Linked DNA regions of Homo sapiens: regions 1 and 2 are each linked to region 3. A link is a loop called in an ENCODE intact Hi-C map of the cell type or tissue named here. Cell type or tissue: IMR-90. All regions are shown on one strand. Each heading gives the region's core, and the rest is flanking DNA. Links, peaks and the distances in the headings are about the cores only. Region 1 overlaps MCHR2-AS1 (MCHR2 antisense RNA 1). Region 2 overlaps ASCC3 (activating signal cointegrator 1 complex subunit 3). Region 3 has its middle 14 kb from the start of SIM1.

The links. A loop is a pair of places that touch in the nucleus more often than their neighbours do. Peaks named below come from ENCODE experiments on the same cell type or tissue, not always from the same donor. Only the 100,000 strongest peaks of a DNase experiment are listed, where the experiment ranks them.
Region 1: a loop joins it to region 3, with 9 times the contacts of the local background. A loop is called at or near these places in 34 of 110 quality-filtered maps.
Region 2: a loop joins it to region 3, with 3 times the contacts of the local background. A loop is called at or near these places in 21 of 110 quality-filtered maps.

Annotation. Positions count from the first base shown.
Region 1 is chr6:99,997,785-100,008,869 of GRCh38, reverse strand. It overlaps MCHR2-AS1 (MCHR2 antisense RNA 1), which reads right to left. Exons shown (of 3, transcript NR_038384.1): 2 at 7,874-8,076. Among named protein-coding and RNA genes, the nearest start is that of MCHR2, 9.1 kb to the right of the region's middle. In IMR-90, for the core only: a CTCF peak has its summit at 6,763 (motif pointing left); a DNase peak (open chromatin) is centred at 6,759; H3K27me3 peaks cover 1,733 bases.
Region 2 is chr6:100,659,202-100,670,286 of GRCh38, reverse strand. It overlaps ASCC3 (activating signal cointegrator 1 complex subunit 3), which reads left to right. Exons shown (of 42, transcript NM_006828.4): 15 at 7,751-7,942; 16 at 8,257-8,481. Among named protein-coding and RNA genes, the nearest start is that of SIM1, 200 kb to the right of the region's middle. In IMR-90, for the core only: a CTCF peak has its summit at 5,807 (motif pointing right); a DNase peak (open chromatin) is centred at 6,866.
Region 3 is chr6:100,473,610-100,484,694 of GRCh38, reverse strand. No RefSeq gene overlaps it. Among named protein-coding and RNA genes, the nearest start is that of SIM1, 14 kb to the right of the region's middle. RefSeq lists an enhancer at 1-2 and a silencer at 1,668-1,962. In IMR-90, for the core only: a CTCF peak has its summit at 5,058; no DNase peak of the experiment used is centred there; H3K27me3 peaks cover 502 bases.

The DNA of each region.
Region 1 (11,085 bases), core at 4,124-9,123, 480 kb after region 3:
TCTGAAAGAAGACTTAAGGCCATGGATAATGAAGCATTTATAATAGTATCCTATATATATCTATATAGCATATATATGCTATATAGATATATATGCTATATAGATATATAGGATATATATAGATATATAGATACATATATAGATATATGTATGCTATATAGATATATAGGATATATATATATATATGTACACTATATATACCTATCAAATATAAAATATTTGGTATATACCAAAAAGTGGAAAGTAAAAGAACATGTATCAGCATGTTTCTCTTATTTATACTATATATATTTGCTATCTTTTATCTCTTCTCAGCACCTAGTAACTGCTATTCATTGATTCAATGCAACAAATCAGTCTGTTTTAATGAAAGGAGAATCGATTTGGATTGGTGCCTAAGCCTGCTTTATTCCCTGCCCCCCCCAAAAAATGCACAGTTAATTTCCTAGCAAGAGTGTATAGAAAAATGGAATACAATTTAAAATACCTCTTTATCACCCTATTTTGTTGTTTATTAGCACAAATAATAATTAACATGTGGTAGCAGGTCATTTAACTTTAAATGTACTCACATATAATGTATGTGGAAAAACCTAAATTAAAATAATGCCTTAAATATGTAAAATATTTCTTTTCAAATGTAGTTATTGTGCTTCAGAAATTGCTCGATGAAAATTTTACCTAATATTTTTGAGGAGTAATTATCAATGAATTCTAAATGATTACTTCTTCAGTGAAATAGCTGGATTTTTTTCCTTGACTATATGGAAAGGAGCCCCTAAGTCTTGTATGTTAAATGAAATCTCTCCTCATTCTCTGACTGGCATTTTTGCCTAAAAGCCCATCTCTCTAAATCATCCTTGTCTAGTAAAAGGGAACTTGACCACATGTTCTTAATTCACTTTATAACATTTTAAAAACTAAAGAGTAGACAAAAGGCCAGTCCGCAAGACTTGTTGAAAAAGCCAGGGATGTGAAAAATGAACAAAAGAAGGCAGGGACTGTTCTAGATTAAAAGAGATAAAAGAGACACAGACAAATGCAATGCCTGAAACTTCATTGGATACAGGTTTAAAGCAGCTAAAAATAATATCTGGGGGACAATTAGGAAAATTTAAGTGCATGTTTGACAGTATAAAATTATTAATTTTCTGAAGTGAAAGAAACATGGGTGTTACCTATATTCTTCTTTCAATTTTTTGGTAGATTTTAAAAGCTTCAAAAGAAAAAAAGTTGAGGCTATAGGAACCCCAAAAGGAGGGAGCAGCTGTGAGAGACGAATGAGGCACTCCGCTCTGCACCTGGGTTTCCACCATGCACCACCTGTTTAGGGTTCACCCAGGTGTTAAAGGTCCACATGCTGCTAAAAGGAAAAGCATTCATGTCAAGCTTTGCTACTGCTTACCTTTCATTAGTAGCAGCACCATCGAACACTCTGCAGGGCAAAACGTACATTGATTTATTCATCCCTTCAATAAACATGTATTAAATATCCCCATGCTAGATGCTGAAGGTACAACAATGAATAAGAAACTGTTGCCTGTCTGCAGGCTGCTCAAGGATATCTTTATGTTAAGTGAATTTATCCACGTGAAAGTGTGTTTGAGAGTGAAAGAGAATATGCTAACACAATCATGAAAATTACATAATTAAAATATTTATCGAGCAACAAATTGTGTTTTTACTATATTGGTCCTATTGTATTACATTGGCAGTTCTATTAAAAACTTTTAAAAAATAAAATTACTTCTAAAAATTGAAAATAACATACATTCATGCACCTTAAACAATTTTTAAAATTATTTTGTTATATTGACTACCTGAATGCTTTAAAAATGAAATAAACAAAACAATGACTGTGATGCATATTCAGTTGCTTAGCTGCATCTGTCTCTAATATGTTACTAGTATTTTCTTGAAGAGTGCAGTTTTTTCAATAAGCATCTTATTATTTTTAATTTGTTCATCAAATTGTAGTCTGCAAAGTGTTATTTTGGTGGTTAATACATTTGAAATTGTTAACATCCGAAATTGATACTTCTCTATTTTTTTATTTGATAGTATGTTCTCTCCATAGGCACTGAGGTTCCTGGCAAACTCGGAGCCAGTTATGAAGAATAGTCTCAAATCTAATTTCTTCTAATTGAAATGTATAAATATTTTACCCCAATATTGTCACAAGCACTGCTTTTTGCTTTCCTTCAGAGTACAACTTCTTTGACAAATTATTTTGTAGGAAAAAAAGAACTTCTAAAAAAACATAGCCTGAATTTATATACTTTTGAATTTTTTGCCAAATATAAATCCTGCAAAATCTAAGAGTTCTCAATATCTTTCAATTCCAGACGTCAATATAAATTATCAAATTAAAAATTGGAGCTCCATCAAAATATTCTTTCTACAAGTCAAGATACTCAAAATTTATTCCTGTACACACTGTTTGAGTTCCCCATAATTTCTTCAGTTTCTCCTTGGTTTTGTAGAAATAAGGTTTTTTGGTTTTTGTTTTTGAGACAGGGTCTCGCTCTGTCACCCAGCCTGGAATGCAGTGATGTGATCTCGGCTTGCTGCAGCCTTGACCTCCCAGGCTCAAGTGATCCTCCCACCTCAGCTGCCTGAATAGCTGGGACCACAGGTGTGCACCACCACGCCTGGGTAATTTTTAAAATTTTTTTGTAGAGATGGCATCTCCCTATGTTGCTCAGGCTGGTCTCCAACTCCTGGGCTCAAGTGATCCTTCCACCTTGGCCTCCCAAAATTCTGGATTAATGCATTTAACATTTTCAATATTATAGGCTTTCTTTTTTAAATCAACTTTTTCTTTTAGAATAATTTTAGAGTTACATAAAAACTGTAAAAGTAGTACAAAGAATTCCTGTATATCCTTCACCCTGTTTCTCCTTTTGTTAACATCATGCTTTAACCATGGTACACTTGTCATAACTAAGAAATCGACACTGGTACATTGCTATTAACTAAATTCCACCCTTTATTCTGATTTCATTAGTTTTTCCCTAACGTCCTTTTTCTGTTCCAGGATCTCATCCAGGATACCTCATTACATTTAGTCATCATATCTCCTTAGTCTCATCTTAGTCTGTCTTTATTTTTGATGACCTTGATAGTTTTGAAGAGTACTGGTCAGATATGTTATAAAATGTTCTTTGATTTTTGTTTGATGTTTTTCTTATGGTGCACTGGAGTTATGGGATTGGGAGAATACCACAAAGGTGAAATGCCTTCCTCATCACATGGTGTCAACATACCATAGCACTAGTGATGTTAACCATGATCACTTGCTGAAGGTAGTGTTTGCCAGGTTTCTCTACAATAAAGTTATTATTTTTCTTCCTTTTCATGCTCTATTTTTGGAAGAAAATCATGAAGCCCAGCCCATACTCAAGGAGGAGGGAATTATACTTCCATTCCAGGGGAACTGTATATATGTATTCAGTGCAGATTCATGTATAATCATACTATGCTTTCAGTAATAATCCAACATTATTATTATTTTGTTTTTCAAATTATTCCAATGTGGCCACTGGGAGCTCTTTCAGGTTGGCTCTTTAGTCCCTTCGGCATGCCTTTATCCTTTGTTTTAGGGGTTCTTCCTTGCTTCCTGGGGCTACAAATGCTTCAAGCTCATCTTATATTTTCCCTGTTCCAATCCTAGCCGAAACTGAGAGTTGCTGACATCAACCATTTCTCTAAGGACCCCTGGTTGCTTTTATTGGAGAATGATATTTAGAAAGCAACATCTGGGATCTGGGTGCAGGCTTTCTTTTTAATAATTTCAACTCAGTAAATGCTGCCAAAGCTGACTTTTTGGCATTACATTCACAGAATGGTTTAATGATTGATAGATGTACAGTTGACTTTTTAATATACTAAAAGGTTAAAAAGCTCATTTACAAAAAGTTGAACGCTGTTGTAGAACATTAACATTGATTTGCAAAGTAGTTCTTCAAAGGCTAAAACACTTGTAAATTCAATTGATGATGGGAAGAAAAGAGATAAAGTGCAATTTGCCATGTCAAAGCTTGTTTTATTATTCAACATCAACTTCATAGCAAATATTTTATGACATTAACCATGTAAGATATGTTAAACTCTTTAAACTGCAACAACTACAGACTCTATTTTAACAGATATGATATCATAGTTTGTTTGAATACAATTATGGTTTATCCGTACATGACAAACAGCTTCAAATTTATTTCTTCTCCATAGATTTTTATATTAATACAAATGTTATATTTACCACAAAGCCTTGCTCCACCAAAATTTAAATTCATGTCATTACCACAAAACAAATACTTTCTCTGTAATGTTAAACATTTTATCTAAGTTTCCAATAGCTTCAGAAAGTTGTCATTTGTTTCACTTTTTCAGAATGCATTTCCAAAACTTTATGCTTAGGAGTTTATGCTGAACAATATGAAAAACCAAAAATGAATTTAAGCAAATCAGATCTTCCTGTTTGAAATTCCCTCTTGCAGGAGTTTGGAGAATTGGTTTGTTGGGACAAGGAATGAGCAACTTATTCAGTAATTTATGGGGGAAAATGAAGACAGCCTGAGTTAAGACAGTGGCTATGGAGATGGAGAAGTGAACTATCTCAGTAGATGTAAAGGTACTACATTTAACTGAATTTGGTGCCTACATAGATGTGTGAAGTGAGAGAGAGGGAGTAAAGCATGACTTCTAGGTTTCCAATTTGATAACGAGGTGGTTAACAGAACCATTAATGAGATGAAGAATAAAGGATGAGAAGACTTGGTAAATAACTGTAATCTCAGCACTTTGGGAGGCCGAGGTGGGCGGATCAGTTGAGGCCAGGAGTTCGAGACCAGCCTGGCCAACATGACAAAACCCCATCTCTACAAAAAAATACAAAAGTTAGCAGGGTGTGGTGGTGCACTCCTGTAATCCCAGCTACTTGGGAGGCTGAGGCACGAGAATCACTTGAACCCAGGAGGCAAAGGTTGCAGTGAGCTGAGATCATGCCACTGCACTCTAGCCTGGGCAATAGAGCAAGACTTCATCTAAAAAAATAAAATAAAAGACTTGGTAGAAAACATGAAGGAATGGGGAGTTCAGGTTTAGACAAGCTGCCTAGAGATATTGTTTCAGGAGTATATTCTTCAGTATATAATTGATAATTGAAGCCATAAAAGAGGTCACATGGGGTTGTATAGAGAGAAAATAAGTCTAAGGAAGAATTCCAGCAACACTTAAAGGGTTGTCAAAGGAGCCTGGGAAAGAATGAGCCAACACACAGAGAGGAAACATCTCTGAATGAGTAAAACAAAAACAAACAAACAAAAAAATGAAGGTATTTGTGTCCCATGTGAAAGCCTGCCAAAGAGTAACCTCTGCAAAGGAGAATTTTAATAATCAAGTAGATAGAATGACCTGTCCTGTGGATACCAGTCAGTCTCTTTCTTTCCTGCCACTTCTGTCATTGGCCAATGGGCTCATTAACAAAGTAGCCATGATGGCAGAGATGGTGGTTATGCATGAGCTCGGCAACATGGACTTCTACTCACCAAAGTCAACTTGGATATGGCCACAGTTGAGTGCCCAATCTGCCAGCAGCAGAAACCAACACTGAACACCAATATGACACCATTCCCCATGGTTATCATCCAGCTACCTGGAGGCAAGTTGATTTCACTGAACCAGTTCCATCATGGAAGGGGCAGTGTTTTGTCCATACTAAAATAGAAACTTACTTTGGATACAAACTTGCTTTTCTCACCTGCAATGCTTCTCTGCCAAAACTGTCATCTGTGGATTCACAGAATGCCTTATCCACCATCATGGTTTTCCACACAGCATTGTTTCTGATCCAGAAACTCACTTCACAGCAAAAGAGGTGCAGCAGTGAGCCCATGCCCTCACCAATGCAGGTGGACATTATCCCATTCATTGAGGGCTTGCACAGAACAAATAGGTGGACTAATGGTGAATTCACTGTCCCCGTTTGAGCTGGGGCATCTGTCTTCTCCTGCCCCTGGACATTGGAGCTCCTGGTTCTCCGGACTTAAGGAATTAGACCAGGAGTTACACCACCAGTTCTCCTGGTTCCCAGCTTGCAGATGCCAGACCGTGGGGCTTTTCAGTCTCCACAATCATTATATGAGCCAATTTCTATGATAAGTCTTTATCTATCTCTATATCTATCTAGCTCTAATCTAATCTATGTATCTACCATCTACATTCTATTCATTCTGTTTCTCAGGAGAACCCTAACACAGAAGGGTTGCAGGATGGACTATGGAACATGGAAAACAGGAAAAAAGAGAAGGGCTCAAGAGACTGTGATCTCTGAGAAAGCACACCTTTGCTGTAACAGCAAAGAGGGAGAGATAGATGTTTGTGGTCAGAGAACAGAGTTTAAGATTTATGAGGTGGAGAAGTTCAGGGTAATAACCAGTTCTGGGATAGGACCTGGATTATGTTTGACCTATGTATAATGTCAAGATAGAGATTATTAAAAGACACTGAGGAAATTGCCATTATTCACCTTTTCAGGTGTATCCTAACTGGGGGCCTAACATAATGTCATAAATTAGGGTAAGAAATGTATTTTAAAATTGTCATGTAGTCTCTTTGTCAGTAAGCAAAGTTTGCCTTAGCCCATGTGATTGACCAAAAACCACTTGTAGGTCCTAAAATTTGAATGAATAAATAGAAGTTAGGAATCACATGCCTGTGTGCAATCTAATGGCTTGAGCTGGCACTTAGTTGGCACTGCCACCAAGTGGCCAGTCGGGAGAACTGCATTTGGTGTTAGAGCTAGTTCTCAATGAGGTATTTGCCGTTCTGAGATCCGACTCTCAAGCTCTGGAGCTACCAACTCTCCAGGGAAATATTTGTGTGACAGCTTTCCAGTGAAATGTGCAATCTGTCAATCCTTTAGATGAGAAAGTACTTAAAGGATGTAGCTTGATGGATGAACTACTCTAGCATAGTCACAGTTTTTTCTCTGACAATTTGGGAAAAGGTTGTTTTCAGAATAACTGTACACTTATAAAAACAGAGACTCCAAACATTGAAAAACAGAAAAAGTAAGCATATTTGATGATACCCTTTCTATATACAGACCTGAGTCTTCAGATCCTTGCAAATTTCTCAACGGGGAAGGACATTGCAGCATGGCAGACCACATGGATATACACGGGGAAGCATCATGAGCATGGTCTGTCCATTGCCTTTTGCCTGTGTCTTGTGTAATGGAGCCATTTTTACTAAATACACGAGGACACTATGTACCTTTGAAATACATACTTGAAAGACAAAAAGGTGAAATTGGTCAGGATTGAGAAGCAAAGAGTAAACCAGTGGACCTGGTCCAATATCTCCTTGACTCTACTGTGGATCTTCATTAAAATTAGGAAAAAAAATGGTGATTGGGAGATGAATAGCTACCTTCATTTACAAAACAAATTCCACAACTATTAATATTTATTGAGTACTTACCATGGGCCAGGTAAGTACTTCCTATATAAGGTAACATCCATAGTGCTTACCATGTTCTAAGTGATGGAGACACAGTAATAAACAAAAGAGGCCAAAGTCCCTGCCCTTGTAGAGCTGACATTCCAGTAGACTGAGGTAGATATGATTACCCCTGCACCACAGATGAAGAAGCTGAAGCTCAGAAATGTAGCAAGTAATTGACCGAATGAGGTATTAGGCACTGGTGTGTTCTACAACAAAATCTGTGGTTGTTATTTTTATGCTAGGAGCAAGGAGGTGTAATCTCTGACCCTTTGTTACACCTGAGAACTGTGCCATAATGATCATTACAGAAGGCTTTCAGACATACACAATATCGTTGGCACCTGAAATCTTTCTTTAAACTTACCTTATGAGAGTCCGTTTTGCTAAGTGTCTCCACATTCTTCTGTGACTTTTTTTAAAATTATACTCTTTAGCTGCTGATGAGGTGGGCACAGCGGCCGTTGGCAGCTGCTGCTTTGGGTTGCTTTGTCAATCTCTGCCCCGGTCTGATGTTTTCTACAGGGAGATGCCTTGGATCCAGGTTCAGGGATTAAATAAACTTGTCAGCTGAAGATGAAAAAAAAAATTATACTCTTTATTACATTATATTGAAATTAACTTGTGTATGTCTGTCTCCCTCATTGAATTGTGGGCTCCCTAGAGCAGAACCATGTCTTATTTATCTTTATAACCAAATCAAGTTCAGGCACTGGCAAGAGTAGGAACCAGTGGTACAGAATTTGCAAACACTAGCATCTTTGAAATGCCCCATTGACTAGCAGTTTCTGCCCACCTCAAACCCATTGCTGTATCCTGATCAGTTCCTGACAAATTCTTGTTGGCTTGAACTTGTTTGAGCTTTAGTCTGTATAGGGGGAATGGAACTGCCAATGGAAAGAGAGATAGACTACGAAATCTCACTTTTCAAGTGGATATCTTTTCTTCTGTGAGTATAATACCTCTAAATAGCCTGAAGGACAGAGCTCTCTGCTACCACTTATGATCACATAGTGCTTTGCATTGGATAAATTATTTTTACATTAATCACATTTGTTGCCTTATGAGGTGGGTAGGGCAAGTTTTACTTCCTCATTTTATCCATAATGAAGTTGAGGCTCAAAAACATTAAATGACTTCCCTCAAAGCACACAACTTACACAAGGGGCCTTTAGACTTGATTCCAATCCATACCTAGACCCATTACATAGATCTGTCTTCCCTACTGTACTGCTACTATGAATTTTATCAATTCCACTATAAACATGTTTTATAATCTGGAATTTGTCAAATACAGTATGCCTTTGTTATTAGATAGTGGAGCTATTTTTACTCAATACACAAGGACACAATGTATCTTTGAAATAAAGAGATGAAATTCACCAAGATTGAGAAACAGTAAACCAGTGAGTTCTCTTCAATTTCCCTTTGGATTTATGGTGGTGCTACACTAAAACTGAGTAAATTAAATCATTCTCTGAATATCTATTCCAGTAAAATGAAGGTCATTTATAAATTATTTATAAATCATTATAATTCAAAAATAATTCAAAAAACAAATGTAAATATTAAATGCAGGCATTTAAACATTTCACTCTCAAAGAATGAATGCATGGGAGGTAAAGGATATGAGGCTAATTTGATGGGGACATGAAATGGTAAAACCTTAGAATTCTGAGCTACTGCCCCCCAAGAAAGATATTAATGTGCACACAGGAAATTTCATGGCACCCACATTTCTGCTCTGTTTTCAGCTGTTATCTCAAAGACAAAGGGAGCAGACTATAACACTCCCATCCCTTTCCCACAGGGTGAGCAGGACTAATAGGTGGCTGCCCCGTTAATCCATTACACTGGCATAAGATATAACTAATAGTCCCACCAGAACAGTAGGCATTAATTGGGATTGTCCCAGATAAACTGAGATATATGGTAACCCTTGTAATAAGAGCATGCATTTCCCAGAGCATTTGGGGAGGTAATTATCCCTATAAACTCTGAAGCCAAAGCGAAACTTGTGCAAATTAATTGAGACTGAAAACCAGCCCTGGTATTTCTACCTTAGCCCAAGAAGCACTGGAGACATAGCAGAGGGTTACGGAACCTGATGCAGCAGGAGAAATACAGAGTGGATTAAGCCAAAGACAGTTCATTTAAATTTGTTTCCTCAAAGTTTCTCATAATTCCTAAGGATGGAGTTGGATATTAACATCCACTTTCTCTATTTATATTATACATAGTTTATTATCTATAACTAGGCTTAGGAAAACTGTTTAGTAGAGTATGTAGTTCTCATTCCAAATATTAAAGGCAGTAGTTCACAGTGAATCGTGGTGATTGTCTCTCTTAGAACCCAAGGTAAAGCACCCTTCATGTTTTTTCAAAGAATAAAAACTAGGCTGTATACCTCAACTCACTAACACATCACAATTCTGCTAGCCAACATGAGCAAACTCATAAAAATGACTTACTTTAAGAATACTCAATTAACATGTCTTACTTCTATCTTAAGAATGCATATCATACTTTCATTTCATTTGCACTGTAACTATTCATGTGTTTATTTTCACCACAAGATTTGAAGGTCCTCATTGGCAGGGATGATATCTTGTTCATCTTTGTACCCCTAGTATCTGGAATAATTCTCCAAGCATTTTATTATTGGAAATAAATGTCTTTTAAAAGTACCACTTATAAAATGAAAGATTTTTAAAATGAAAGAATTTTACTAACGCTTTAGTTAATAGATAGCACCTTACCATAGACCAGCCAGCTAGGGGCAAATATAGTGAGAAGAAAGAAGTCCACTTAGAAGAAGGAAGAAAAGTATAAAAGGTCAACTGATTTTTCACTTTGTTTTAAGACATTCCAGGTCATAATGTTTTATGCTTACTGAGACAGCTTATATGATAAGCTATGACCATTCTTCAAGAAGTTGGAAAGAAATAAATTCTTGTACAAACATCACTGCCAATGGTGTTGAACATGAGCACCTGTGTTTGAAATGAAAGCACAGGCCAAGGCCCCTTAGGGAATATAAACAGATATCAACAATGCATCATAGTTACCAAATTAAATGAAAAAGGAGGTGTTTTCTATATGTTTCCTGAAACCCATGTGTTTTCTTTTGTGCTTGAAAGCAGTCCCAAGCCTTGGCATTGTGACTAAGCTTGAAAAAGAATTCTCCTGAAAGTGCTCCCCATTTCTCAAAAATTAAGAGAAAAAGAGATCAGCCAGTATTTTAGGTTATTCATTCTCATTTTTAACACCAACATAGCTGCTAAGTAATTTTAATAGCAAATATTAGTCATGTTATTTGAAAAAAAGAATTTAATTAAAATTGATCAATATAATTCATTGGTCATTTACTTAAAAAATGAATGTTCTTTATACTGATTATAAAATCATTCTGAAATTTGGCTAGCACCAGAAGTGGAAAATAATTCTTACTCATTTAGAAATTTAGAGCCATACCAGACAAGTCACTGATGTGAAATTCAGCAGCCATGAGAAGGTAAATGGGGATTTACTAGTAAGTAAACTTTATGAATCTGATTGATTGGTAAGGCTTGAAAATCA
Region 2 (11,085 bases), core at 3,660-8,659, 180 kb before region 3:
TTACCCCCACATAACTTTGCCAGCACTGGGTAGTGTTAACGTTTTTAAGTTTATAACAGATTAACAGGCAAAAAATGGTACTTCATTATTATTTTGATTGGCATTTCTTTAATTATGAGTGAAACTGAGCATTTTTTACATTGGCTATTTGTATTTCCTATTCTTTAAATTGTTCATAATCTTGGCCCGTTGTGTACTAAACTGCATGTTTAGTACATATAGGTTACATAAACTTTTTCTGTTTAATCCTTGATGTTTATTTTTGTTTATGATTTTTTTTACCATGTAGAAATTCCGTAAATTTATTTATGGTTTCTGGGTTTTATGTGTTGCATATAAAAGCCATACACCTACTTCATCTGTGATTTCTTCAAGCCTTATATTTTATTTTTATTATTAAATACTTGATGTTTCTGAAACTTATTTCAGATAGTGGTGGGCACATCATCTTTTTCTAAATACTGTTTTTTCTGTTGATTAAAAAATTTAATATACAATATTCTCTTATTTACTTGAGTCATTTCTGAAATTTCTCTTCTGTGTCATTGATCTTATTGTTTCTTCTTTTTTATCAAACTGTTTTACTTATTTTGTTTTCATAGAATTCTCAATAACTGATTGGATTAAACATCCTGATTATTCTTCAGTTGTAGAATTTCTCCTGGATAAATTTTCAGTCTTACTTTTCAGGATGAATTTTAGTATTCCCTCCAGGAAATCATGTTCATATTTTAGTTAAGTTAGTGCATTGATTTTACACATTAAGTTAATGAGAAATGGTATTTTTGCCAAATCAAGTTTTCCTGTCTCAAAATTAAATCTATTATTTCTTGAATGTTCTTCAGCAATATTATAAAACTTTATATGGATCCTGGCTATCTCTTATTATTTCTGTTTTTGCTGTTATAAAAGTGATTTTTTCCACTTATTTTATGAGTTATTGTCTGTGTATATATATATAGTGTATATATGTCTTTTTATAAAACTTTTATAAAATATATTTTTATAGTAAAGATTAATACTTTATATTAAAATGAAAGAAAAGAAAAATATATTTCTTTACATTTTTAGAAAATATGTAATATAAAAAATATTTTACATAATATTAAGGAAAAGAAAAATGTTTTCATAAAAGAAATACTTTTATAAAAATATTAAATTTTTGAGACTATCATCTTTCCAAATTCTTTTATTTTATTTAGTATATTTTAGTCAGTACTCAGTTTTCTAAATAAACACTTTATCTACAACAAATAATTAATTTATAATTATACCTTTTCAGTATTTATATTCGTTTTTTCTCATGTCTAGTATTGTCTAGAACATCAATAGACTGATACCAAACAACCTTGCCTACTCCCTAATTTTAATTAGTATACTCTGTATGTTTACTATTAAGCATAGTTTCAGATGTATATTGTCATCTCTAATCATCAGGACTGAATGTAGCCTTTTGTCAAAATTCAATGTCTGCACATGATCATAATGTTCTTTCTTTTTTGAATTATTAAATATGTTAACATATTAAGTACAATGCCCTTGCATTCTGGGGTTGAAGAGTACTTAGTTGTGGCATTTTGTTTTAATGCATTGATGAATTCTGTTTTCTAAAGTTCTTTACTATTTAGAGTAATATTTGTAAGAGAGATATTGTTATTGTATTCACTTTTCTGCTTTGTCAGGTTTTAATATCAGTGCCATTATATTCGCTTGTAGAATCAGTTTAAGTGTTCTGTTTCTGTCCTCTAGAGTCTCTTAATAGCATTAGAATTAATTCATCTTTAAAAATTTGAAAGCCCAGCTGTTAAATTTAACTCTTAAATTTTCTTTCATTATTTTTATCATTTTAGAGTTTTCTGTCACTTCTAGGTTAAATATTAGTAACAATATTTTCCTAGAAAATCATCCATTCCAAACAGTTTAAGTGAAATGCACTGAATTTTACAAAGTGCTCTTTTCTGATTCTTTTAAACTGTAGTATATTTCTTTCATATTCTTTCAAATTGTGATATTTTCGTTTTGCTGATATTGGGTCTTGTGCTTGTGCTGTTGTACTTGTGTACAGCTATACAGATTATTTTACTTAAAGACCAGGTAGTAAACATTTTAAGCTTGTAGACATATGATCTCTCCCACAACTATTCATTCAGCCCTCCTGTTGTAGCTCAAGCAGCCTTAGACAATCTGTAACAAATTGATATGGCTGTTTTCCAATAAGTTTTATGTACAAAAACAGGTAGTTGGCACATATTTTGCCAGCTCCTTCTCTAGTCAGTAATGGCCACTGTCTATTTTTGTTTGATTTTTTTCTTTTAAGGTAAGAGTGTTAATTTTTTTTCTCAATTTCACAATCTTTAAATCATTGGTTCTACCAATGATTACCTAACTGGTCTCCCTTATTTCTCTCCTTCTCAGAAATCTTCAGTGGCTTTCCATTTATTTAGAAGAAAAGCCCAAGTCTTTATCCATGGATCACTTCAAACTCATGCGCAAAACATAATTTACTCCTGACCTTCTTAGTACCTAAGTTAAAGGCAATCATTGACTCTCCTCATTCTGTTTACCTTATCGTATATTCAGTGCACCAAGATAAGGATTAGCTTGAAACAATTCTAACTCCTTTTCTTTTATGTCATGTTCATCCCCCTTTCTAGACAGTCATCCAGTCTTGGTTACTTTCTAGCCAACTTTAACCTTGACTTTGTTTGGTTATTTCTGTTTCCCCTGCCTCCATCTTCTGCAGATTGCTGTAGTGGCCGATACCTGCTCTGGTCTTAGCACAACTGTGAAGTTACCTCTCTAAAGAACAAATCTGATACTGCTTAAAAACTTGAATTGGCTCCTTTTCCACCTATGTTCAAGACAATGTAAAGCCTGACCCCAATCCTTTTTTCTAGCTTAATTTTCTTAATTTTTGCCCCACACCCTCTGAACAGAATGCCCTCCAAACACACTGTGTGTGCTCTTTAATAATTCCCAGCTTAGGTACTTATATATCCTGCTGCCTACCTTTCCCCATTTAGCAGTTTATCCCTTGTCCTTCAAGACTCACGTTTCACATTTTCTGTAAAGACTTCTTTGATCAAACTATCAGATCACTGATTCATTCATTCAGGGAATGTGTAGTATCAGTATGAAGAAGGCACCCTGCCAAATGTTAGCGATACAAATGTAAATAAGACATAATTTTGTCATAAATGACAATATCATGTCATAAATAACAAAGTTTCATCTTGGTCCCTGTACCTCTATCATAAACACATTATATTTAATAGAAATCACTTGTATATGAGTCTGTCTTCCTTACCAGTCTGCAAATTATCCAAAGCTCAGATTTTGTCTTAAATTTCTTTGAATTCCTAGGATCTAATATATGATAAATACATGTTTCTTATTGATCTTCTCTTTGATTCTTTACAGTGCTTTTTTTTTGTCTGTTAGTGACTATCATGTTTCATAAATTTGTTAGGAGGTACTCTTCTTAGGAATGTAAATAATTTAGTACAATAACAAATACGAGGTTGCTTAGCACTAAATAGTCTCATGAGGTCAAATTGTACAGCTGTATTATAACACAGGTGGATAAAAACATCATTGCAAATATCCTTCTGTAAAAAACTCGCTCCTTATACTTTTGTGTGCAGTAGAATCACTTGAGGAGCTGATTAGATATGCACATCCAAGAACATGGAAGATGTTTAACATCATTAACTGTTAAGGAAACTTATGTTAAAACCATGGTAAGATACTACCACACACCTGTTACAATTGCTAAAATAAAAAATAATAATTATATAATGTATGGGAAGCTGGCAAGTATGGGAAGCAACTGGAACTGTTATACAATGCTGATGCAAATGCAAAATGTTAAAATTCTCCAGAAATGCTTTGGCATTTTTATAAAAGTAAACATACATTAACCATGTGACCCGTAAGATTCATGCCTGGTATTTACTTTGGAGGAATGAAATCATATTAATATATACAAAAAAGTGTACATGAATGTTTATAAATGTTCTGTTTATAATTGTGAAAACTGGAAACAACCCCCATGTCCTTCAGTGAGAGGTCCGATTAACAGACTGTAATGTGCCCATCTGTAGTACCGTGGAATACTACTCAGCAATAAAAAGGAATGAGATATTGATATATGCAACAACTTAGATGAATCTCAAAGCCATTAATCTGGGTGACAGAAACTAATTTCAAAAGTTTATAAGCTTTCTGACTCAATTTATATAGTGGTCTTGGAGAGACAAAACTATAGGGTTGGAGTACAGATTAGTACAGTGGTAGTAGTTGCGAAGAGTTTAACTATAAAGAAATAGCATGAGGGGGTTTTTTTAAGGTGGAGAAACTCCTCTTGATTATGATGGTAGCTACACAAATCTAACACAAATATGTCTTAAAATTCTTAGATGTGTACACTAAAAGTGGAAAAATAGTTTTGCTTTATGATGATTTTTAAAATCACATGAGGAACATCCCTGGGCCTCATCTCCAGGGATTCCAGTTCATTTTTTTTTCTTCTTTTTTTTTTGTTTTTTGAGACAGAGTCTCACTCTGTCGCCCAGGCTGGAGTTCAGTGATGTGATCTCGGCTCACTGCAGCCTCCACCTCCTGGGTTCAAGTGATTCTCTTGCCTCAGCCTCCCGAGTAACTGGGACTACAGGCACATGCCACCATGCCCGGCTATTTTTTTTTTGTTTGTTTGTTTGTTTTTGTTAGTAGAGACGGAGTTTCACCATGTTAGCCAGGATGGTCTTCATCTCCTGACCTCGTGATCTGCCTGCCTCACCCTTCCAAAGTGCTAGGATTACAGGCATGACCCACTGTGCCCGGCCAGATTCCAGTTCATTTTTGTTGTGAGCTAAGGCAGACCACAGATGGAAAATTCAGATTCAAAGATAGTTAAGAATAAAAAACCCAGACTTACTTTGATTGTTGTCACTTCAAGTCTGTAATGAACCAATAAAAAAAATGCACAGAGTATGCAAGAATAGAAATAGAAGTGACTCCTACCTCCTCCTAGTTCCTCACAGAGACCAGAGAGATATACCAAGTTGGTGGCCACTGACGCTGGTTGAATGTGAAACTGGCCACTGATGCTGGTTGAATGTGAAACCCATGTGATCAAGTGGGAGGTACTATGTCAGTACTCCAAGATCCACCTGCTACTTTATAAGAAACATCTCTATCACAGATACATACTTCCCTTGTTTAACTTCTTACTGTGTCATTGGTGCCACAGCAGTCCTAGCCATGTCTTCCCTCAAATGGGGTTTGACTAAGGAATCTATTTGTAAGAAGGACAGCAGAACATTTCAATGCAGGGAGCCCACAGAAAGCAGACTTAACCTAAAACCAAACAGCAATCCAGCAATATGATTTGAATATCACCTTCAACCAATAGTTTTAGTTTCCTCTGTTGGCTTTGAATATCCACTCTTGAATATTAGAAAAGAAATGAAGTAAGTGAAATGTTTCTCCTCTCCCTACCTTTAGCCTCTGAAGGAGCTCTTAGCAAATACACCACAATTGGACTTTTTTCCATATTCATAAGAGCTGCTTTAAGATTACAGTAACAATATTGCTTGTCTGAAAAGATGAAAGCTGAGGCAATGAGATCCAAGTGTAATTAGTCCTAAAGTATATGTATAAAATAATTTCTAACAGGCTGACTGCACTGCATAAGAATAAAGTAAGAATACACCCCCCTTGAAACTTTAAGAAGCTCTCCTCTTTTGTTATGTTTATATATGTATTTTGTTTTGGACCCTTAAGAGGCTCAAAATGTGTAAGTTGTTATTTACTTGGTTGGCCACTAGATGGTGTGGTTTGTTAATGCATTACTTTTGGTTTTATAATTGAAGCAGATTTCATGGAATACTATTTTCTTAGATAATTTTATTAGTTAAATATTATTAACTTAGAAGTTTAAAATTTTAAGTGACCTGAGAGATAATCAGTATGGCAAAGTCTAGAATGGAACCCCAGTCCCCTGAAATCTTACTCCCTGCCATTATCCAGCCCTTAAGTAAAAAGTGTAGGGAAAAAACTGTTCAAAAAGAAGCTCATGAATTGATAATGAGATTTTGAGACCAATAGCAAATAAACACATGATGTGATGGCCAAACAGAAGCTTTAACTATATAAACATTTCTTTAAATGTTAATCTAAGGTCTTTAATTTTTCTTAAAAATTCTGCCTATTGTATAGTGAATCTTCAGTGAGTCTTTTAAGACCTTCTGCTACAGCACTTACACAGGTGACATATAAGTATACTAAATCTCACCTCTGGGCTCAGATTAGGCCAAAGAACAGAACCAGAAGTAACATTATTACAGTAGTCCCCCCTTATCCATGGGGTATATTTCCAAGATATGAAACCACAGATACTAGTGAACTAACTTGATTGGTGTCAATTAAGTGCGTTTTTGTTTTCGTGTCTTCCACCCACAAATTTAAAGCCTTTTTCATCTTAACTATGTATCACACTGTAGCTGTAACTTGCAATTTGAGGTGCAACAGCAAAACTAACACAAATTTCTGTTTTCTTCTTTGTAATTTCACAACTAGAAGATTTGTTGCTCTTACCATCGATTTTAGCAACCTCAGCATACAATTTCGTTTTTATTCCCTTAAGTTGAAAACTTTCACCTTTTCACATAAAGGAAACACTTTATGGCTTCTCTCTGGCAAATTCAAGTTGCCAGCATCACTAATGTTGTGCTTCAGGGCCATTATTAAGTAAAATAAGGGTGACTTGCAAACACTGTGATACTTAAACAGTCAATCTGATAACCAAGCCTACTACTAAGTGACTAATGGGTGAGAAATGTCTACAGCTTATATATGCTGGACAAAGGGACGATTCATTTTCTGGGCTGGATGGAATAGGACAGTGTGAGATTTCATCATGCTACTCAGAAGAGCATGTAACTTAAAACATGATTTGTTTATTTCTGGAATATTCTACTTAATATTTTTGGACCACAGTTGACCTCAGGTAATGGAAACCACAGAAAGCAAAACTACAGATAAGGAAGGACTCCTCTATACTCAATGCACATCTATAGTTGAGGAGCTAAAACAGATGGTCAATGCTTTGCTATCAAAGATCACCAAGAACACAGCTGTAGGTGAACAAAGCTGGGTTTATTGACTTATCGCAATGAGGAATATCATAGGGGAAGCATCATGGGGATCTCAATAAGAAGGGAGAAGTCCTCAAAGGCAGTGGGTCTGAAGTAAAAGTGTAAAGGCTCTGAAGCAGATATGGACTTGTTGGAAAATATACTCAGAAAAGCCAGCCATTGTGGCTAGTGTGGATGAGGTAAGGGGATGAGATTGATTTCCATAGTCTTGCATTGTAATGACTCTGGCCTTTACTCTTAAGGAGTTGAGAAGCCACTGAGATTTAGTTTTATTTTGAATAGTGTATATTTTGAAGGCTAAGAAACAGGTAATACTGATTGATTGCAAAAAGGGACATCTGGATGAAAGAGACACTTGCTTTTCACCTCTTTCCTTTTGAATTTTGTGATATATTTTGGTATTACCTATTTTTTAAGATAGGTAACATTATTTTTTATGATTTTATATAAAGCATTATATACTAAGACCTAGTAATACCTTAAGATGCTTAAAAATAATTTTCTGATTTCTTTGATGAACTCATACAACAGAAATGCTAAAAACAATTGCTTTTAAATGCTAAATAATACTCTTACGCTTTCTTGGTATCTAGGTACAAAGGTCGAGAAATAAGCAAGTACGAGAATTATTCCCAGATGGTTTTAGTATTCATCATGCAGGAATGCTTCGGCAGGACAGAAATTTAGTTGAAAACTTGTTTTCTAATGGGCATATCAAAGTCCTAGTGTGTACAGCTACGTTAGCCTGGGGTGTCAATCTTCCCGCCCATGCTGTTATTATTAAGGTAAGAGCTTACCTTCCTTGATAAATGGATTTTGTGTGTGTCTTAAAGCAAGGCTCTGGGTTGACTTACATAGAAAAATATTGTGATTTGGCTGTTTCCTTGACTTTGAATGTTATTTATAAAAGGTCAGAATTATTTTCTCCAATAAGAATCTAGTTTATATTGTGAAAATTTTACTCTATCACAGATGATGAAAGGATTAGTTAAAGTACACTTTTGAGATCTTGCCATATTTGCCTAATTTCAGTATTCAGTTCATCAGGATTATATTTGTGTGTGTTTATGTAAATTTTTGTTAACTTTTCCTCATCTAGGGAACACAAATATATGCTGCAAAAAGAGGCTCCTTTGTTGACCTTGGAATTTTAGATGTCATGCAGATATTTGGTCGAGCTGGACGACCACAATTTGACAAATTTGGGGAAGGAATAATTATAACAACGCATGATAAACTCAGCCATTACCTCACTTTGCTCACTCAACGAAACCCAATTGAGAGTCAGTTTCTGGAAAGCCTTGCAGATAACCTAAATGCAGAGGTAAGATCTAATGAGTAAAAGTTTGGAATAGAATCATCAGCCTTAAGAATGACCAAGAAAGATGAAGATTGAGTTGGTTGCTGTTTTGTAGTGTTTAGGATTACAGCCTATGCCATATAAGTTATAAGACAAAACAGGGTGAATGGCATTATTGTTGATTAATTCAGAGGATTATAGAATGATAACTGATAAAAATCTATTGTTAAAAGACCATACTTTTAAACTATGAGGCTTTCCTAGAGACCAGAAATCTAACAAAGACTATAGAAAATATGGAAACAGAAATAGCAATAATAATTAATATTTGTATGGCACTTTTGCAAAGTTTTAAATGAAATTTTTACTAAAGGTTTAATGAAATTTATAAAACTCTTTTAGCTCTATTAGGTCAGTTGATTAACTTTGTTATACACAATGTGATTGAGCTAGATTATGATCATTTGTTTTGTGTGTGTGTGTGTGTGTGTGTGTGTGTGTGTGTGACTTTTGTGTTAAGATTTACATAGCAGACCCTGGAAGCCTAGGTAACATCTTAACTGGTAAAGAAAATAAACATTCTTAAAATTTAGAGTATATGTATAGAACATTAAAATCAGGTTTGACTGTTTTTGTGACATTTTAAATTATTGCTTTGGTATTCAACACTTTGCTAGTTCAGTATTCTTTCATACCTTTAAAGTTGACTCAAACAATACTTGAAAGTAGGTAGGATATAAATATTAAGTAAATGAATACTTTGAAATATTTGTAATCAAATACTACTTATTTTGTACAAAGTCCTATATTAGGTACTTCTTAAAGAGCTTATACAAATTTCATTTAACATTCCATTCATATTATTGATAAGTCTTTTTAGAGAATGAAAAACACACTTACTATTTCATTTTCTCTATTAAGAAGTGTATATTCCAAAAGGGGAGAAAAAGACATGAAAACACAGTGCAATAATGTTGGAAAGACAGTTCTGTAGAAGGATTCAGCAGAAGGAGAAAATAGGTTTCTCCCAGGCTATCAGGAAAGTCTTGGTTCATGAATGTGGTAAAATTTGATCCAGTGAGAGTATCTTTATTTTATGAGAAAATTGGGACTTTTAGGTGAAGTGAGTTAGAGTAACAGCTTGTCTAGTGCAGAAGATCTGTGTTGGAGAGTATTCACTGCCAGAATTGGGACAGTCATTCAAAGAATGGATAAGTTTTAGAAGATAACGGTTAGAGAGAAAAGCATGAAAGGCCTCATTTTCTATTAGCAAAATTACAAGAACATTTTTGAAAACTGAGAAATAAAATTTGAATCCAAAGGAAATATTATGATAGCTCAATTTCAGTCTTACTGGCTACTGTAATTGTGTGGCTTAAATAACTACGTGTTGGGTTAACAGTGTCTAATGTACAGAACAAAGTCTCTTAATATAAAATGATAGTGGCAGTGAACTGAGGACCTGCTGTATACCAGAGACTCTGCTCAGTGCTTCACGTACATTATCTTATTCTCTCAATACTGCTGCTATGGAGATATTATCCAGAGAGTGATATGTAACTGACCCAAGGTCACTACATTATAATTTTTGAAACTAGTATTCAAACTCAGATCTATTTAACTCTAAACCTAGACTTTTCATTATAGCTTAGATTTCTTTTATATAAAATGTAGTAAGTTAAAGGTGAATACATTTCCCTATATTAATATATAGCATTTGCCCTCTTCTCAGGCCTCTATTAAAAACATTTTCCAAAATGGTAGCCATAATTTTTCTGACTTACAGTAAAAGGCATGGTTCTTTCATGCACGTCATGAAATGCATGTCAAGGAAGACTATATTTCAAATGTAGAGGCCTTAAATCCAAGGACAAGGTGTTTGCATAACATTCTACAGAGATGGGATGAACTCTGTATAAAAAATGTATGTAGTATGTAAGGTGAAAGAAAGATTAACGTAGTTTTGAAGAACAGACTTAAATGCTAAAGTTAAATATGAAGTGATATCTTAAAACGCATGAATGCATGTCAAGGAAAACTATATCTCAGTAAACTTATGTCCTTAATAGCTTTTTGTAATTGGTAAAATAAACACAAGTTGGCAATATTATACAGAAGACACAAAGTCAGTAAAATACTGCTTTTTTCTTCAAGTAACTCTTTTTCTTAGGGACTGTAAAATAGCATCACTAAAACTATTTGATCAAGCCCTGAGAAATTAAAAATAAATTAGGGCCCATAAATTTATCAAATATTTATAAAGTACTTATTAAATGTGTGATTTTCAGGAATGTCAGCTAGCTATAAGCATAATTCCATTTAGTGATGTAAATGGTATTTAAATAATAAAACATATATCCTGACATTTTTCACCCATATGGTGAAGTATAGCCATTGTTGAACTAACTTGCTCATATTCTAATCTATTGGAATAGTTCCCTATTAAAATAAATTTTCCTGTTAAGGAAACAAACTCTTAAATTATTGTTGAATGTGAAATTAAATTTGGCTATCTGTGGAAATCAAGTGTGAAATTGGTTTATAAAATGAATATGTGCTGTGTTCTTTAGGTAATGAATTTTTAAGTCTTTAAATTCCCCAAATCATTGCAAGACTGTACAGTTGCAC
Region 3 (11,085 bases), core at 2,941-7,940:
CAGAGTAAAGTCTTCTAAAAATCCCCTCAGACAGCGATGTTTTAGAGTTAAGCCTTTTCATTTATATTTGGACAACCACCTGTTGACTTCTACTGGCGCTTGTCAAGGGCGGGTAGATGGCGGGAACCTGGAGCAGAATTAGCCCATTCAAAGGGCTTGGTGTTCCCCTTTGAAGAGGCTGCCACTGTTTTTAACTGAGCCTAGTCAAGGCTCATAAGATCAAAACATGAAAAACAAAAAGGAAAGCGTTTACTTGGGACAGGGTCTCACTCTCCTCTTGAGATTATCACAGCATTCTCAGACCATCCCTTTTAATCCAGGAATCAATTAGAGCAGTCTTTACAATGTATTTCCTAGTCCTGAAAGGCAGTCAGTGAGAGCCAGGGGAAAAGACAGAGGAGAAAATCCATGCTGGATGTGGAGGGTGCAATGGTGGGTCCTGCCCGATGACTCCTGCTGTGGCCACACATTTTCCAGGGCAGGCTTTTTCTCTGCTACAGAGGAAGAAGGTGGGTTGGAAGCAGGTGAAGCCAGAAGTAAGAGAATGAAGTACAAAATATGCTTCAGTTAGGAAAGTCTCATTTAAGCCAAATTGCAAGTTTGTGATAGGAAAAGTGTCTGCCATAGATTGACATCTTTGGTGAGATGCGGACACTCAGTACTGACTGAGTTACCTAATTCTCCAGTTGACCTAGATTAAGCCATTCTACCTACATCTCGGGGTTTATAATGAGCTCCTTATGTCTCAGGGGAATGGATCTGTGTTAGGTACTTCAAAAGGCAGATGAAAAACTGCAAATGTTCTATTGCAGGTGGTGGGGAAGAGTAGACAAGTCTAAGAAATTAATTAACAACAATAAATTCAAGAATTTATGAATGTATACTATACTCTAAGCCCTAAGGGAACACATTGATGAACCCATCATGGATCCTGCCCAAATAAAGGTGTATATTATTAATTATTCTTAACAATCCCTAAACGAGATAAGAAGATAAAACTCAAAACTGTATAGCTGGCCTGGCATGGTGGCTCATGCCTGTAATCCCAGCACTTTGGGAGGCTGAGGTGGGAGGATCACCCAAGGCCAAGAGTTCAAGACCAGCCCAGGAAATATAGGGACACTTCCATCTCTACAAAAAGTGAAAAAGTTAGCCAGGCATAGTGGCACACACCTGTAGTCCTAGCAATTTGGGGGGCTGAGGTGGGAGGATCGCTTGAGCCCAGAATTTAAGCCTGCAGTGAGCTGTGATTACACCACTGTACTCCAGCCTGAGCAACAGAGTGAGACCTTGTCTCAAACAAAATAAAACGAAACATAACACAACAAAAATTGTATAACTGTTTTTCCAGAATAAAACATTCCAATGTCTCTCTTCTGGAAACAATCTTTTGGCCAATTCAAGAGCATAAACTGGATGATGTCTTTTACTTACTAATGTAACATTTATTGTGCACCTCTGCAGAGTCAAAATTATGCTAAGGGCTAAGAAGCATACAGGCAGCTGGGGTGAGAAAGGCATCTCCCCTCCTGCCCTGTGAGCTGTAACATTCTGACAAGGGCAAGCACACAGGTCCACCAGGTTCCTCCTGTACCATGGACATGGGTTTTGCCACAGCTTGCAATTCATTGCCCTTTATTCTCATCCATGCCTACTCCAGCCACTCTTCAACCTAGACACTCAACTGAGCTTCCACAGAGCTGGGGTAAAATAAACTGGCTCTGCATGCTGGGGACTAGGGGACCAAAGCCAAACCCAGACGGTTTGTCCTTGCCCTCAAAGTCAACATGGTCAGTTCTAAATCAGGGTTTCTGTGAAGTGTTATGGGAATACGAAAGGTAAATATTTGCTTTTGGTGGGAGAGAAACAGAGACTTCTATAGTCCTGATTAAACACAAGATCAGCTACAACCAGGCTTGGGACAGGGCTGGAGCTGGCTAAACAAGATTAGAGCTTTGTTGGAGCTATGAGAGCCCATCAGGTGTTCAATTCCTCAAATTTATTTTTTGGTTTCTTGATTACTTAAAAGTAGTATTGGGCTTTGAAAGCAGACAATAAACAGACATGTCACCTAGACAAGGTAGCCTGTGGCAAGAGCAGGCACTCTGTACAGCAAAGAAAGTACATCTACACCTGCCCTTCATTTCCACCCTCACTTTGCTGCCCCTCATAGCCCAGTCCTTCATCGGTACTCTTTCACTAGGTGGAAATCATCCTTGTCATCCATCCTGCATCCTGCAGGTTGCTGCCAAATCATTTTCTCCAAAAGGCCCTTTGCACCTTGTCATAGCCAGATTCCAGCAGGAACAGATGGGCATATGCACAAAATTTAACTGAAAATAGTTTAATAAAAGAACTGTATACAGAAGTGGATCAGGATTCAGATATTACCAAAGGATGCCAAATACTGAGGGACTAGCAAAAGTAAGATCTTGACCCAGGTCTGAAAGGCTAAGAGGAGAAAGATGGACTCCCTCAACTGGTGAGAGCCATAGTTATAGAAGAGGGAATGCCCACCAAAGTCAAGGCCTAGAAAAATATGATCATGTAAAAGCCATGGCAGGAAGAGGATGATGCAATGAACATTCCAGCTTTTCTCTCCCCCATCTCTCAATGGTTACCCACTGGTTAAACCCAACCAGAAGCTGAAGGGAACCCCGCTTCCCTCTGGAGTCCCTGCATGGGTTCAGTGTCTGTGGCATAGAGCAGGATAGAAAGGGTAGAGAATGAATCTGAAGGGGAAGGAGTTCTTTTATATCGGTATCTCATATAATTCCTATGGTTAAATTGTAGATCGGCATCTTACCCATTTTACAGATGATGAAATGAGGCTCAGTCAGATTACATGTCTTAGCAAAGGCCTCACAACTAATAATATGGCCACATAGAGTCAGAATTCAAATTCAAATTCGTTGTATGACTCCAAAATCTGTGTGCTCCAACCAGGGAAGCTGCACCGATGACTGGACTTGGGGATTGGTGGGGTCTAGGAAAGGAGCAAGATGGGAGATCTGAAGATGTCATTCAGGGGTTGATTCTGTTGACTTTGATCAAGTTGAGACCATGAACTGAAATAGGAAAACCAGGAGGGACATATTAGTTGTATGTGCCCACCCATGCTGAATCTGAGGGCCCTAAGGAAAACAATCATTTAGTGGATGTGTCTAGCATGCGATATGAACACAGGTCTGGAGTATCCGGAGGGCTCAAAGCCAAAAAGAAATATTTGCAACCATGGAGTAGGGTGATGGCTAATACCTTGAGGGTAAAGAACATCACCCAGGGGACTTGCTGGGCAGAGATGAGATGAAGACTCAGGCAGGGCCATCCAAGACCCCTGCACTGATCATTTCCTCATTACCAAGGGATTTCAAGGCATTTCATAATGCGTAGCCTGGCACAAAAGGCCCTCCTCCACTGGGCCCCAGACTTCAGCATTCTTTCTCACTGATTCCAGCAACCAACTCTCTTCTCTGGTTAAACCTACTTGCACTCTCCCAGCTCTTCCACTTTCCCATACCCCAAGCCTTGACCTGCCCACGCTCCACTCCTCCTTTGAGGCACACTATGCCCTGGGTGATGGCTCCCTTTTATGACCTTTGGTAGTCCCCACATCTTCACCCCACAGCATATCCTGTCTTACAGACCCTGTGCCTTTGTCTCCATCTGTATGAAGAATTACGTGCTCAGCATACATTGGACGTAGATAAATTGAAAAATACCAGTTGGCTTAATCATTTGCTTATTTTGGAGATGGCCAAACATCAGTAAGGCCAGCTTTTTTGTTTTATTCAAATTAGCTCGCCTTGGCCAGGCATGGTGGTTCACACTTGTAATCCCAGAATTTTGAGAGGGCAAAGTGGGAGGATTGCTTGAGACCAAGAGTTAGAGACCAGCCTGGGCAGCATAGCAAGATCCTGTCTCCACAAAAAATTTTAAAAATTAGCTGGGCATGGTGGTATGTGCCTGTAGTCCCAGCTTTTCAAGAGACTGAGGCAGGAGGATCACTTGGGCCCAGTAGGCTGAGGCTGGGGTGAGCCAAGATTATGCCATGCCTGGGCAACAGAGCAAGACATTGTCTCTTAGAAAAAAAAAATAGCCCACCAGTGTGGGCTACTTTGTGTCCAAAACAGTGATCCAAACATAGTAATGGCAATATTATTAGAATATCTGGGTGGGCTTCCAAAGGGACTATATGAAAGGGAACGGCACTCACTGGATATATATTATAGCGCCTAAAGTCATGATGGGCGCAGTAGGTAGTCACTGGTCAACTTCTGACCATAGCACATATTTTCTTATAATTTGGGGCAAGTTACTAAATTTCCCTCAGTCTCAGTTTTCTTACTTGTAATAGTGTCACTTATTTAATAGGTTTACCACGCAGATCAAATGAGATAATTCTTAGCCCAGGCCTGACAGCTAGTAAGACCTTAATAAATGCTAGAAATCATTGTTATTATAATTACTTCAGCCCATCGAGTTTAGCTTATTAGAGCTAGAAGGAACTGCATAGAAAATTCAGTCCCAGCACTTAATTTATAGATGAGCAAATGGATGCTCAGGTGTCAGGACATGATCGGATGGAGCTCAGATATAAAACAAGTCCTGTGTTCCTTCGTCCACTGGCCAGCACTACTCAAGAGTCTGTGTCACATTTTATACCTGCACAGGCCCATGCTTTTACTTGTATTACATGCAGTGAGGCAGAGTGATCTAGATCTGTTTTTTGTTCATTTTCTGAAGAGATAGAACATTTATGTCAAATCCAATCTACCTTGATCAGACAGGAAATATAATAAAACATTTAAGACAAATCTTTATAGAGCAAAAGTTATACCAGTTTGTAGTTACAAAAATCATTGCTGGTGACCCTAATTCATACCAACACTTACGGGAATAATGAAAGCAAACATGTGAAGAGTAAGGTTGAAGTGAAAGTCACAGGGGTGTTTTGTGCATGACTGGTTTTTTGTTAGTTTTTGGGTTTTGTTTGTGTTTTTAGACCACTGTCTGGGTCAGAGAAAAACACTTGTAATGAAAATGTCCACCTATAGGTGGCAAACTTGTACTGCTGTCATTCTGTCCTTGGGTGCCCTTGCAAGTAAATGTCACTTGGAATGGAGATGAAAATGAAATTTGAAGAAAGAAAACAAGAAATCTAAATGGATCCAGAAACAACACTCTCACAAAAATTTTAAATGAAAAAAAAAACCATGTAATAATCTCACAAGATACTTAGTCTGATTCATCTGCAAGAATACCTCATGAAATTGCACCAGATGCATTTATTCAGGATCCATTTCAGAGTTCCTACAACATAGCACACCCTGGTTTAGAGTGGGAAAGACACATCCCTGCCTTGAGAGTGCTGACAGCTGGGAGCCTTCCACCTGCAAAGCACTTCCAGCAACATCTCTCATCTGACTTTTGCTGTTGTCCCCGATGTCATAGATAAGAAAACAGAGGCTCAGAGACACCAGGGGAGCGGCAGACTGGAGCCCAGCTCCTTAGAGTCCAGGTACTGTCTCTGTCTGCCACTTTATGCTACTTCAACATAAGGCAGAAAGTGACAAAGTGATCCAGGATTAGGGGGTAGGAATAACTAATTCTTTGGGGTGTATCACTCACAGGAAAGCCCCAGTGGTTCTTCCAGAGCCTTTGTAAATAGAATGACCTTGGACTCTCTCATTTCTGCCCTTCACCCTGGCTAACCAACACTTACTCCCTAATCGTGAAAGGGGGGTTGTTTCCCAGAGTGAGGGTCAGGATCCCCTGGGGACTCTAAGGAAAGTAGTGAAGACTTTAATTTACAGTGGCCAGGCTTGGTGGCTCACATCTGCAGTTCCAGCTGCTTAGTGAGGCTAAGGTAGAAGGTTCACTTGAGCCCAGGAGTTTGATGCTGCAGTGAACTATGATTACATACCACTGTTCAACCTGGGTGACAGAGTGAAAAAAAAAAGACTTTATTAACGAGAAATAATTCTTTTTTTTTTTTTTTTTTGAGACAGAGTTTTGCTCTTGTTGCCCAGGCTGGAGTGCAGCGACGCGATCTTGGCTTACTGCAACCTCCGCCTCCCGGGTTCAAGAGATTCTCCTGCCTCAGCCTCCCGAGTAGCTGGGATTACAGGCATATACCACCATACCCGGCTAGTTTTATATTTTTAGTAAAGATGGAGTTTCTCCATGCTGGTCAGGAAATCCCGACCTCAGGTGATCCGCCCGCTTCAGCCTCCCAAAGTGCTGGGATTACAGGTGTGAGCCACCGCACCTGGCAAGAAATAGTTATTCTACCCTACTTTTAAAAACTTTTGATATAGTATACTCATTTAAATGTGTTTAATTAAAACAATATTGAGTGCCTGTTTAAACGTATAAAGAGGGTACAATGTGTTTTTCCATGCATTCCTTGCTCCTTTGAAGATTTTCCTATGTATCATCCCAGGCTTATCCCTAAGTATTTACATATATGTAGATACGTAAGTGTGGATATAGAGAGAATTTTCTTTGCCCAATTCATGTAGTACTCTGCTGCTTGCTTTTTTCATTTAACAATATAACTTGGAGAGCTTTAACTAGACCTATGTTATGCAGTTTAACGTGGCATGGGGTTTATAGTTTGAATGTACCATAATATATAAACCATTCCCTTCCCTACTGGTGGATGTCTAGGTTGTTTCTGTTTCTCACTATTACAAATAGGTCTGTAGTTAAGTCCTTTTACATATACCTGTGTACATGTGCAATATCTCTGAAGGATAAATTCCTTAAAATAAAAATATTGTTGGACCAAAGCATAGATATGCATTTTGAATTTAAAAAAAATACTGTTAAATTAACTCCCACAAAGGCTGAACTGCCTTTTTGTTGACCCTCTCTCTCATTAACTTTCTATTCACAACCTATACTGTGGGCCACTTTTATTCTGTTTTAACTTTTGTTTTGTTTTGTTTTGAGACATGGTATCCCTCTGTCACTCAGCCTATAGTGCAGTAGTGCAATCATGGCTCACTGCAGCCTTGAACTCTTGGGCTCAAGGGTATCCTCTTGCCTCAGCCTCCTGAGTAGGTGCGACTATAGGCACACACCACTATGCCCGGCTAATTTTTACAAAATTATTTTTTGTAGAGATAACGTCTTGCTATGTTGCCTAGGTTGGTCTCAAACCCCTGGGCTCAAGTGATCCTCCTACCTCAGCTTCTCAAAGTCCTGGGATTACAGGTGTAAACCACTGCGCCTGGGCCTATGTTTTAACTTTAATCTTGAAGTCTTCCTTCTCCTGCTTTCTCTCACCACACACTCATTTCACCGAAAACTCTGTTAGATTTACTTTCAAATACATCCAGAATCTAGCCACTTCTCACCACCTACTCTGCTATCACTTGGTTGAAGCCACCATTACCCCTGCACTGGATCCCTGTAGTAGTCTCCTACGCATCTCCTTGCTTCTGTTCTGCCCTCCTTCAAACTACTGTCAACACAGCAGCCAGAGTGACCCTGTTAAAACAAGTCAGATCATTTCATCCCTCAGCTCAAAATTCTGCAGCGTATCCTCACTTCACTTCGTGAAATCCTTATGATGACCTCCAAGGGCCTATGTGATCTGCACCTACATTCTCTTCTCCTACATTCTCCTCCTCCCCATCTGTACTCTGCCATGGACACTGACCTTCTTGCTACTCCATGAATCCTCCAGGCACACCCCACATTATGGTCTTAGCAGTCCTCTCCTTCCTGATATCCACTTGACTAACTCCTTCACCTCCTTCAAGTTGGCTCAAATTTCTCTTTCTCAGTAAAGCCCTTCCAATACCCTTATTCAATACTGCAAACATCCCCCATCGGCGTCCTATACTCCTTGCTCTTCTTTTTCTTTTCCCAGAGCATTTACAACCCTTTTACCTGCTATGTAATTAACTTTATTATGTTCGTTGCCTACCTCTCCCATTTGAATTTCCATGCCACATGGGTGGGGATCTTTGCTGTTTTGTTCACTGGAAAAAATCTTTCATAAATATCTGTTGAATTGGAGTCGCCATTCCTCTCTCCATTGCAATGGTGAAATAGCTTCAAAAAGCTGTAGTTTTGACACTGAGTCATTCCCTTGTGGATGATGTTGTCCTATTGCTTTTTAAAGATAAGTTTCGAAAAGGAAAAAAAAATAGAAAAATTGGACATCATCAAAATTTTAAACTTTTGCTTGTGAAAGACTCTGTAAAGGGGATGAAAAGACAAACTACAGACTGGGAGAAAATATTTGCAAATCACAAATCAAACAAAGAATATATATAATCTCAGAACTCAACTGTAAAAAACCACACACAGGCAATTCAATTAGAAAATGAACAAAAACAAGAACAGACATTTTACCAAAGGGGATACAGAGATGGCAGATAAGTACATGAGAAGATATCTAACACTATTTGCCATTAGGAAGATGTAAACTAACAAACACCACAATGATATCAGACCTATCTGAATGGCTAACATAAAAAAAATCACGTCAAATGCTGGCCAGGCACGGTGACTCACACCTGTAATCCTAGCCCTTAGGGAGGCCAAGGCGGCTGGATTGCTTGAGCCCAGGAGTTTGAGTCCAGCCTGGGTAACCCTGTGACACCCCCTTCTCTACAAAAAATACAAAAATTTGTCAAGCGTGGTGGTGTATGCCTGTAGTCCCAGCTACTTGGGAAGCTGAGGTGGGAGGATCACTTGAGATTGGAAAGTCGAGGCTGCAGCATGCCTGGGTGACAGAGAGAGACACGATTTCAAAAAAATAAATAAATAAAATGCTAGTGAGGATGTGGAGAAAACGGATCACTCATACATGGTGGTAAGCATGTAAAGTGGTACAGTCACAAATATACTTTTACTTTTTCTTTTAAAACCAAAAATGGACTTCCCATACCACCCAGCAGTTGTACTTTCAGGCATCTGTGCCAGAGAAATGCAGACTTATGTTCATACAGAAACTTGTACAGCAATGCTCATAGCAGCTTTATGTATAATATACAAAAACTGGAAACCACCCAAATGCTCTTCAACAGGGTGAACGGTTAAAAAAAAACTGTAGAACATACATACCGTTGAATACTACTCAGAAATAAAAAGGAATGAACTACTGATACGTGAAACAATATGAACTGATCTCAAGAGGTTGTGCTGAGTGAAAACACCAATCTCGAAAAGTTACATTATATATGATTCCATTTACATAACATTCCTGAAACAAAATTATCAATGGAAAAGAGAGTAGTGGTGTCCAGGGTTTAGAGATGGGGATGGAGGGAAAGAGAAAGCTGTAGCTATAAAGGGGTAATATAAGGGAGTCTTGTGGTGATGGTGCAATTCTGTATCTTAATTGTAGTGATGGTACACTAAGCTAAGCTACACATGTGATCAGACTGCATAGGTCTATGAGCACACACACACGGATACACACACGCAGGCACACACACACGCACACTCACGAGTACAAGTGTAACTGGAGAAACCTGAATGAGCTCTGTTAATTGTACCAATGTCACTTTCTTGGTATTTATACATACTGTAGTTACGCAAGATGTTACTGGGTCAGGCAAGGTAAAGCGTGCACCAGAATTCCCTGTACATTTCTTTGCAACTTCCTGTAAATCCATAATTATTTCCAAATTGAAAAAATAAAGGACAGGGCGCGATGGCTCACACCTGTAATCCCAGCACTTTGGGAGGCCGAGGCAGGTGGATCATGAGGTCAGGAGATCGAGACCATCCTGGCTAACACGGTAAAACCCTGTCTCTACTAAAAATACAAAAAATTAGCCAGGCGTGGTGGTGGGCGCCTGTAGTCCCAGCTACTCGGGAGGCTGAGGCAGGAGAATGGCGTGAACCCGGGAGTCGGAGCTTGCAGTAAGCCGAGATTGCACCACTGCACTCCAGCCTGGGCGACAGAGCGAGATTCCCTCTCAAAAAAAAAAAAAAATAAATAAATGTGAAGAAAAAAGTTTCAAGAAGAAATCCAGGCCAGCTTTCAATTGGGATGTTTTCCCCTGGGGTTACTGTCCTTATTTCCAATACATCTAACTTTAACTTCTTTTTATTTGGTCTTTTTCACTTTTCGAGGGAAAGCCCGCAAATACTTACTTGAGTGAACATTATTCTTACGTGGTTCTGGGTAAGCTACTCAGCTCTCTGTTCTTCAGCCTTCCCTTTGGAAACTTGGGGGAATATCATCTGTCCCCATCCTCATGGGAATGTAGAGAGTTACAAACTCACAGAAGTTCCAATTAACTCCTTCCATGCTGAAATCATAGAGCAAGTGGGAAGTGAGGTGAGCACTCTCCTCCAATGAGCACCCACCACATTCTGGTCACTGCACAGGCACTTCAAATACACTGTCTCACTGGCCAGGTTTCAGCTCATTCGAAAAAGATGTGAAGGTCCTACATAAACTACAGCATTGCTGACCACTGAAGAACTGATAGCTGATAACATTGCTAAACAGCAAGAGTTCTTACTGGGTTTATACTTCTCAAATTTCCAATTAGTCAAAGCTATAGTAATATTTAAGTTGCTTTTTAAAAATGCACAAGCTAATTCTCTAATGCAATTTTCAAAATAAGCATACTTGGCTCTTTTTAAAGCATTTCCCCCTGAATTTGGTCAATAGATTTTGGAACCATTTTAAACAGGTTGACGTCAATCTTTTTGTAAAACTTTCTCCTTGGTGCTTCCCACCTCCATGTGTCCATCTCTTTTTCTTCCTCACAGAAGCATTTCTTTTCCTTCTCTTCTTTCTCTGGGATATGCCCTCACTAAACAAATTTGCTCTGTCACCTCTATTCTTATACTCCCTGGGAATGAAATGTTATTTGTTGGTCACCCATTAAGCACTGAAACTACTGCAAGATTATTTCCAATACATCATAACAAACATTCTTTGAAGTGTGTCACATGAGCCCTGAATCAGCAAGGAGGATAGTATTGCGAGGGCTGTTGCTAGACTATACAGTGCCTTTGTGCAAATTAGAAAAAGACCCCCCTCTGGATGGGACACAGGACTGAGCCAGGGCTGAATTTCAGTCCTTACCTGCATGGATGAGACAC